Regions from separate parts of the Homo sapiens genome. Here region 2 is linked to region 1. The links are chromatin loops, found by intact Hi-C in ENCODE. Cell type or tissue: endothelial cell of umbilical vein. All regions are shown on one strand.

Region 1 (4,000 bases):
ATGGGGTATATGAGATGTTTTGATTCAGGCATGCAAGGCAGAATAATCACATCGTGGAGCATGGGGAGTATCCATCCCCTCAAGCATTTATACTTTGTGTTACAAACAATCCAATTACACTCTTGTAGTTATTTTAAAATTTGCAATTAAGTTATTATTCACTATAGTCACCATGTTGTAAAATAGTAGATCTTATTCATTCTTTCTATTTTTTTGTACCCATTAACCATCCCCACCTCCCCCTGCCCAGCCCCCAACTACCATTCCCAGCCTCATGAACTCATGGTAACCTTCTTTCTACTCTCTATGTTCATGAGTTCATATTGTTTTGATCTTTAGATCCCACAAAGAACTGAGAACATATGATGTTTGTCTTTCCGTGTCAAAGGCATTTCCTTTAGCAATTCACTTTTACAAAGCATCTGCCTTAGTTGTTCTGGAAATACCAACTCTCTTTTCACATTTATTTAATTAATTTACAACTGTTTAATTAAATTACATAATTTCAATTATTGGTGCAACTAGCATAAATGGACTGAGAACAAACATAGGTGCCTTTAAGTCCACTACAACTCAGCTGATGGGAGCAGCTATGAGCAGGCAGACCAGGGAGGAGCGGATCATCCTGGGTGTTCAAGCACCTTCCTCAAAGTATTCACCATAGAATGAAGAGCACTGGGCAATTCAGTTAGTTGGATAAATGGAGGTCAATTATGAGGCCTGCTGGTGCACATTTGTGTTTCCCCGCCTTTACTGCAAGATCCAGAGCCCGTTTCAAACTGCTTAATATCACCCAAAACCAGAGCACAGAAGTTTGTGCTCAAAACGTTAGCACAAACTAAGCGTGAATCATTAGTTATTTAAATGAATTCAAAACATTTTACTGCCTTTGTAAGCCAGTTCATTTCACTAAACACAAACAAATGTTTTTAGATTTCTAAATATTTTCTAAGCACCAACAGTATACTTGATATCAGGCCTTCTAGGGGACTAGAATTCAAGCTGATAAACTGTACCAAGCTACAAGGATACAGGATGTAAACTTTTCTATCCTTTTGATCTCTGCATTAATGTGTAAAGTAATTTCCAGCACAGCTGCAGGGAAGAGATTTGGTACTAGTATCTGTGGGATCTACTGGTTTTCTGACAATGTATTTTTTATTTTCTTTTGACTTTTTTTTTTTTATCATATGATGCACAGATTCCAGCTGTGGGCTGGTCAGAGAACTTTTTGCCTTAGCAAAAGATTGTTGTCAAAGGTCTCTCCCTCTATTGCACACTTTTTAAAATTACTATTCAATAGTCAGTTTAGAAGGCTCTTCATTGTTGGAAAAAGCAAATATATTAAAAATTAAGAAGATCCTTGAAAAGCATAAAGTGAGTACTTTCAGATGAGTCTCAAATGAATACTTTCTTTGAATAAGAAAATGAGAATTCTACTAGTCTTATTTTAGCTCTGTTAACTCTTTTTCTTCAGGGTGTCATTAGAGGACAATTACATAGCCTCACAATACTTACCTTTACCTTTAAAATGACTGACTTACTTTGACAACTAGTTAAACATCCAGCATTTTCTTTTTTTTTTTTTTTTCTTTTTTTTAGACAAGAGTCCCGCTCTGTTGCCTAGGCTGGAATGCAGTGGCACAGTCTCAGATCACTGAAACTCTGCTCTCCGGGTTCAAGTGATTCTCCTGCCTCGGCCTCCCGTGTAGCTGGAATTACAGGCGTGCATCACCACACCCGGCTAATTTTTGTATTTTTACTGGAGACAGGGGTTTCACCATGTTGGCCAGGCTGGTCTCAAACTCCCAGCCTCAAGTGATCTGCCTGCCTCAGCCTCCCAAAGTGCTGGGATTACAGGCGTGAACCACCATGCCCGGCTGTGGAGCATTTTCTAATGTTCAAAACTCCACCTGTTTGTAGTCAAACTAAATTTATCAATGTCTTTTAAGCACTTCCTGTAATCAGTTAATATTTTAATAGCCCTCCTAAATTTCCATTTTATGCAGTCTCCTCAGATTATTTCCTCAACCCAAGTTGCAGCCCATTTATTCCAGCCCGATACACCAAGTATATATATATTCATTACATCTACTTCAACTGAACATGTTTGACATTTCGAAAAAGACAATTCCTTGCTTATCACTTCCTGCCATCTGTGGTTCGTTGGTGCCAACCTAGTTTTATAAGCAAGACAAAATTGAGGCAGTGAAGTCAGAAAACATTTTCTGGATTTTCTCTATTGATTTTATAAGTCAGTACATATTCAAGAGCTATTTCTGTTTCGTCATTTCTTTTTCCCTGATGATTTGTTCTTGCCCTTTTGTTTTTCTCATTAACCGCCCCCCCATTAGGGTGTTGGTAGGAGGAAGGGAAGGAGATAAAATTCAAATGAGGTCATTTAGCCAGCCACTCACTGGTTAAAGCACAGTCCCAAGAGGCCAGTTGTGTGAGCTGGATTCTCTTCACAGTCCAGTTTATTCTAGACAGATGCAACTTTGCTCCAAGGCTACAGACCCATCCCTTGCCAGATGTTTTGCACTGTGGCCCATGGTCACGAGGGGGGACCAGGTCAGTAAATAGAAATGACTCAGGAAAATCCTGCCTCATCTCAAGAAAAACAAGTGGATGTGTGGGTCATTCTTACCCCGAGAACTGCAGAGCATTTCACTTGTTAACTTCTCAGGCTAAAGGTCTGTCAGGAAACAAGGCTCTAACTACTGCTTAAAACAGGTTTTGGCAATTACTCGTTAATTTCTTTCCCCTTCATTCCCTGCAATTCATTTAAACCAAAATCAACTGTCACCTTTGGTAGAGCCCACAGGCTAAGAAAAATTTTCACTATTATAAATGGTTGAAACAAACTTAAAAAAAGCCTTTCATGACACATGAAAAAACATGAAATTCACATTTCAGTGACCATAAATGAAGTTTTATTGGAATAGCCACCCAATTTGTTTATGTATCATCTGTGGCCGCTTCTGTGAGACACGGGCAGGGCTAAGTAGTTGCAACTGAGACTATATGCCTTGCAAAGATGAAAATATTTGTGATCTGTCCTTTTACAGAAAGTTTGCTTCTCCCTGCTTTTTCTCATTCTGCACAAACATTTCTGTTATCCTTACCACCTTAAAATTCATGTGCTTTCTTCATTTCCATTTGTGTAGATTATTTTGTTGCTCTTGAAATCATAAGTCGGGAGCACTACCTCCATAAAAATGTTTTTTTCTATTTTTATAAAGCACTATGTTTTTCTCAGGATTTTCAGAAGATCATAAAAACAAATGATATATCATCTCTTCCAGATGGTTAATATAGTTTAAGCTGTGTACATATAAACTTATGATACTACTACAAGACTTTTTTTCACACTTTCTCCAGTGCTAAACTAAATGAATTTTGCTCCTGACCCCTAATTGAAATGCTATTCACTGAAAAGGGAACTAAGCCCATTTGTACTTTATTAGGAATAAATTCAAAATGCATGAGTTTGCATTACAATTATTTTCCAGAAGAATAATTTCAGGCAATTGAACATCCTTTTTGGAGAATAAAAGGAATGGTTTAAATAGCTCTGGGTGTGGCCTTCTATCCCTGAGCAGATGTTATCTGTCAGCCAGCTGCCTGGAGCTGGGAGTGTATTGCCCAAGGAGGTGGCCATGTTAGGGCCCCAGAAAGTGCAGTGCTGGCATCCCTGCAGGAGCGGGTGGAGAGCACCCAGCTGCAGAGGGTCTCAGAAATGGGGATTCTTGGCCTGTACCCTGAGATGCCCCACCCCATCCACACCACCCATAACCGTCTGTGGGGATGAGGAGGAGAAAACGAGGGGCTGGTTCTCTGAGCTGTCTCAGAAGTATAACTGGAGATGCATATATTCTGGTACAAGGAATTTATCTGGGAGATGATCTCAGGAAACAACAGTCCAGAGTCAGGAGAGTTAGACAGAAAAGGGAAGACAGACAACGAAGGGTATGTCATCAAGCACACTCAGGTGGCTTGG
Region 2 (4,000 bases), 63 kb after region 1:
GTAGTGTAAATGCTAGACTGAGACTTTACATATAAATTAATGTCTGTAGAGGATTTTTTAAAAAACTGAAGCAGTACTTCTGAGAGTTGACACAATCCAGATGATTTTTTAGGGCATTACATAATCACAAACACCTGGAGAATTGCCGTGGGTGGCTGACGAATTGTGAGTGTTATGTTTAAACTCAAGAGTTGCATGTGTCTAATTAAGTAAGAAATTTGTAATCTGAAACAGGTGTTTTCTTAAAGCACTTGACGTGCTTCTTGGTCCTGCTTCCTCTTTTCCTCCTTCTAATTCTTTCCGTGGGTCTTTACTAAATATTTTTGCTTCCTTGTCAGTTCTTATTTCCTTGTGTGTTTGTGTTTGGGGGCAGAAAGACAAAACACACAATAGTGATGAAAGAAAAGTGTCACTTGCCATGTGAAGTTTAGGAAAGGTGTACCTCAAGGAGCTATAAATTAATTCTGAAGAATTACAACGCAAGAGATAATATAGTTTGTTGTTTCTTTCTGGCTGGTATTTAGAAGGCAGAGTCTGAGTACCTCATTCAGTGTTTGGGAATAAGATGCAAGACCTGTTCTTTAAAGCAAAATGTTTATATTACAGGGAAAACTATGTTTTCCTTTAATTTCCATTTGCTTTAAAATGGTGGCTGTTTTTTTTTTTTTTTTTTTTTTGTCTACTAGTGGCTTGGTAGGAAAAAGAGAAAAACAAAACAAAACACGAGTTGAGGTCATGGCTGATGAGAGATGCCAGCAAGGAACATATTGCATAATAGAAGCTGCTAACTGGTCTTCAAGGATGTCTGAATCCATACAATTAAGGACTCAAGTTATTTTACAAAAATGTTTTCATGACTTGAGTAGAAACCGGGAAAATCACCCAATTGACTAAATTGACTCACCCAATCCCAACCCCACATACGCACCTTCACAAGTTCCAAAAGGTGGTTTTAACAAAAAGGAAAAGATAACCAACACGGTTCAGGTATTCGGCCAATGGATAAATCCGAGTATTTTAAAGCTCTACCAGGTCCTGCCTTACATTTCCCTGCCACCACCCTGCAGAAGCACCAGTGCTTCAGAGACTCCCGCCACTCTGCCCCCTGCAGGTGTGGCCCTGCCTCCAAAAACTACACCGGCTTTGGGGCTCTGGTGCAAACCTCAGGTTTGCCATTTACCAGGTTTGGTATGCAGGGTGAAGTCCCTTCACTTCTTGGAGGCTCAGTCTCCTCATGTACAGCATAGACCTGGGAGGTGAGCTCTCCGAGAGTGGTAAGGACTAAGTGAGTAATGTGTGCAAAGCACCTGGCCCATAACAGGTGATGGGTAAGTCCTAGAGTTGGCACAGCTACCACAGCTCCGTGGGCAGAGATCCCATTCGTGGATCTTCATTCACGCTTCCTGGAATAGTTCCCCCTACCCCCTCCAACAGTCTCATAGTTCACCTCCTCGCTTCACTCAGGCCTCTGTTCAAATGTTACTGCCTAAGAAAGGCCACCTCCAACCAGCCCATCTGGTCTAATTTATCAATCAATTCTGTATCCTCCAACCATGGTTTGTTTCTTCTTCCTAGCTTTTTCACCATGGGACACTATATTATGTAATTATTTGTTATTCATTTATTGTCTGTCTTCATTAAGAGAATGTAAGCCCCATGAAGGCAGGGACTTTTTTAACTTAGCTACTATGGTGCCTAGCATACAGCTGGCACTGAAGATTTGTTCAATGAATGAATGAATTGATCAATCAATCGATGGATGGATGGATGAATAGCATCTTATATTTGCATAGCATTTCAGCATTTACAAAGCATCTGATCCTGGAAATATGTGATCACCTATATATTACTGATGAAAACATCGTGGCTTAGTGAGATTAAGGTTACAGTTAACAATAGCAGAACAAAGATCTAAAACAACATTATCTGTCCCTGAGAATAAAACTACTTTCACTCCCCCACCCCCATGCTGCCTCACAAATGCTGACGGCATATTGCCAGTAACGTATGTGCTGGGAGCACAGGGCTTGTCTCAGAGGAGAAATCCCATGACAATTGCAATAGGAGCCAGAACTGCAGGGATTTCACACAGGTAACAAGGGGACTTTGCCAACTTCAATGGCTTCAGGCAAACTGGCTATTTCAGGCAAAGAAAGGGTCCTACTGCTAATATACACAAAGCTGAAAATAGGCCTCATGATTTCTGAGTGAAGGGAGTAGGTTTATGGAAGATCCCAAAGCTACAGGATCCTGAGATGAGGTGATCATGAAATCCTTCTTTGGTGTGGGTATCAAAGAGTTCTACCTACCATCTAACTACAAAGAAAAGAACAACTGACTTATTTGTCTCTTATTTTTTTACGTTGTTCCCATTCTCAAGTCTCCCAAACCTATTTTTTTCTTTCACTCTGATTAAAATTTCTGACATGGACATCAAGGTTCTATGATAATCATATTCCCAAACCTAACTACTCAAAAGAGCTGAATTACAAACTCCCTCAGAAACTTCCAGCTGCTTCTAGAACCCCAGGACCAGGCATGCCCCTTCTCCTTCAAACCCAGATCAGGAATAAATGTTTTGGGGAATCTCTTCAGACAAGCTATGCCTGGGTCGCCATGTAATCAGCAGCCCAACTTCTTAACTGGCACCACCTACATCTGGCAAAACTGTGCTCAAGATGTTCATTTCCATTGTTTTAATTTCCATGTTATACTGAAGGGGCCTGAAGGGAATGGTTTGCTAACTTCTATGACTACCCAAATTTCCACATAAACGGGTAGTCGGAACTATTGTTGCTTAAGAGAGCCCTCTGCTGACACAAATTATGTGTGCTCATTCTTTTCCTAAAATCAAACCTCACCAAACCAGACCTATGTCTCGCCAACAGATCCACTGATTACTAAATATGTCTTGTAGCACATGCATGGCGTCTCTGCTTAAAGACTGTGTGTCACTGTGGCAGGCTGCCATCTAGTCATTAAGGGATCAGCTATGTTGTGGCATAGAGGGAAGTTCTTCTGCTTAGTACAGTCTCCAGTTAAAAGTTGTTAAGGCAGATGCCTAAGAATGAAGTGCCTGAAAACACTTGTTTGCACATATGGTCTTGGGCAGGTTTGGGACTCACAGGGGTCTTACAGAGGAAGAGGTTTCAGAGACTCATGTCGATTTTCCTTTTAATATTTTGTTAAAATTTCATTATAACAATATTTAATTAAGCAGCTGACACCTTTTTATGGGTACGTTATTATTATGATTCCCTGATTCAATTCACTGTAGATTTAATTTCTCAAACTTTGAGTGAGTGTGATCATTGAACTTGATGTTATTGGGCCCCAGGCCCCAGGATTTTGGACATCAAGAAGCAATAAAACATTTTAAAATAAAGGGGTCTGAGAGAGGGATGCCAATTTTTTGCCTTCCTTAGTCTTTTAAAAATAAAAGTTAAATTTTGGAATAATTTTTAAGTTTACATAACAATTGTAAAGATAGTATGGAGAGTCCACCCAGCTTCTCCTGCCATTAACATATTATATAACCTCAGAACATTTGCCAAGACTAAGAAACCAATGTTGATACACTGCCATTAACTAAAGTATATCACTTATGTGGCTTTCACCAGTTTTTCTATGAATATCCATTTTTGGTTCAGGATCCATGTCATCATGTCCCCTTGGTTTCTTCCATCTGTGACAGTTTCTCACTCTTTCCTTGTTTTTCATGAGCTTGATAATTTTGAAGAGTACTGGTGAAGTATTTTATAGAATACTCCTCAATGGTGGGTGGGGGTGCCAACTTTTAAATTCAGATTGTGAAAGGTAAAAATTATCTACTATGGTCATCATTTCATAAAAGAAAGGCCATTCTAACAACCAAAAAAAGGAAGAATAGCAATATCTGAATAAAGAACAGTCTTTTAAATAAAATAAATTTATCTCTAGGAAAAGGCCCACTACTTTGCTAATCATTCCTCCCTCCCCTTTCTTTTTCTTTCTTTCGTTC

The links. Peaks named below come from ENCODE experiments on the same cell type or tissue, not always from the same donor. Only the 100,000 strongest peaks of a DNase experiment are listed, where the experiment ranks them.
Region 2: it touches region 1 in a loop (2.3-fold over the local background); 4 of 110 quality-filtered maps call a loop at or near these places.

What each region holds. Positions count from the first base shown.
Region 1 is chrX:15,402,419-15,406,418 of GRCh38, forward strand. All of the region lies in intron 7 of PIR (pirin), which reads right to left. All of the region lies in intron 7 of PIR-FIGF (PIR-FIGF readthrough), which reads right to left. Among named protein-coding and RNA genes, the nearest start is that of VEGFD, 20 kb to the left of the region's middle. In endothelial cell of umbilical vein, no CTCF peak of the experiment used is centred here; a DNase peak (open chromatin) is centred at 2,433; H3K27ac peaks cover 663 bases.
Region 2 is chrX:15,465,352-15,469,351 of GRCh38, forward strand. The region is part of intron 3 of PIR (pirin); the gene reads right to left. The region is part of intron 2 of PIR-FIGF (PIR-FIGF readthrough); the gene reads right to left. Among named protein-coding and RNA genes, the nearest start is that of PIR-FIGF, 24 kb to the right of the region's middle. In endothelial cell of umbilical vein, no CTCF peak of the experiment used is centred here; no DNase peak of the experiment used is centred here.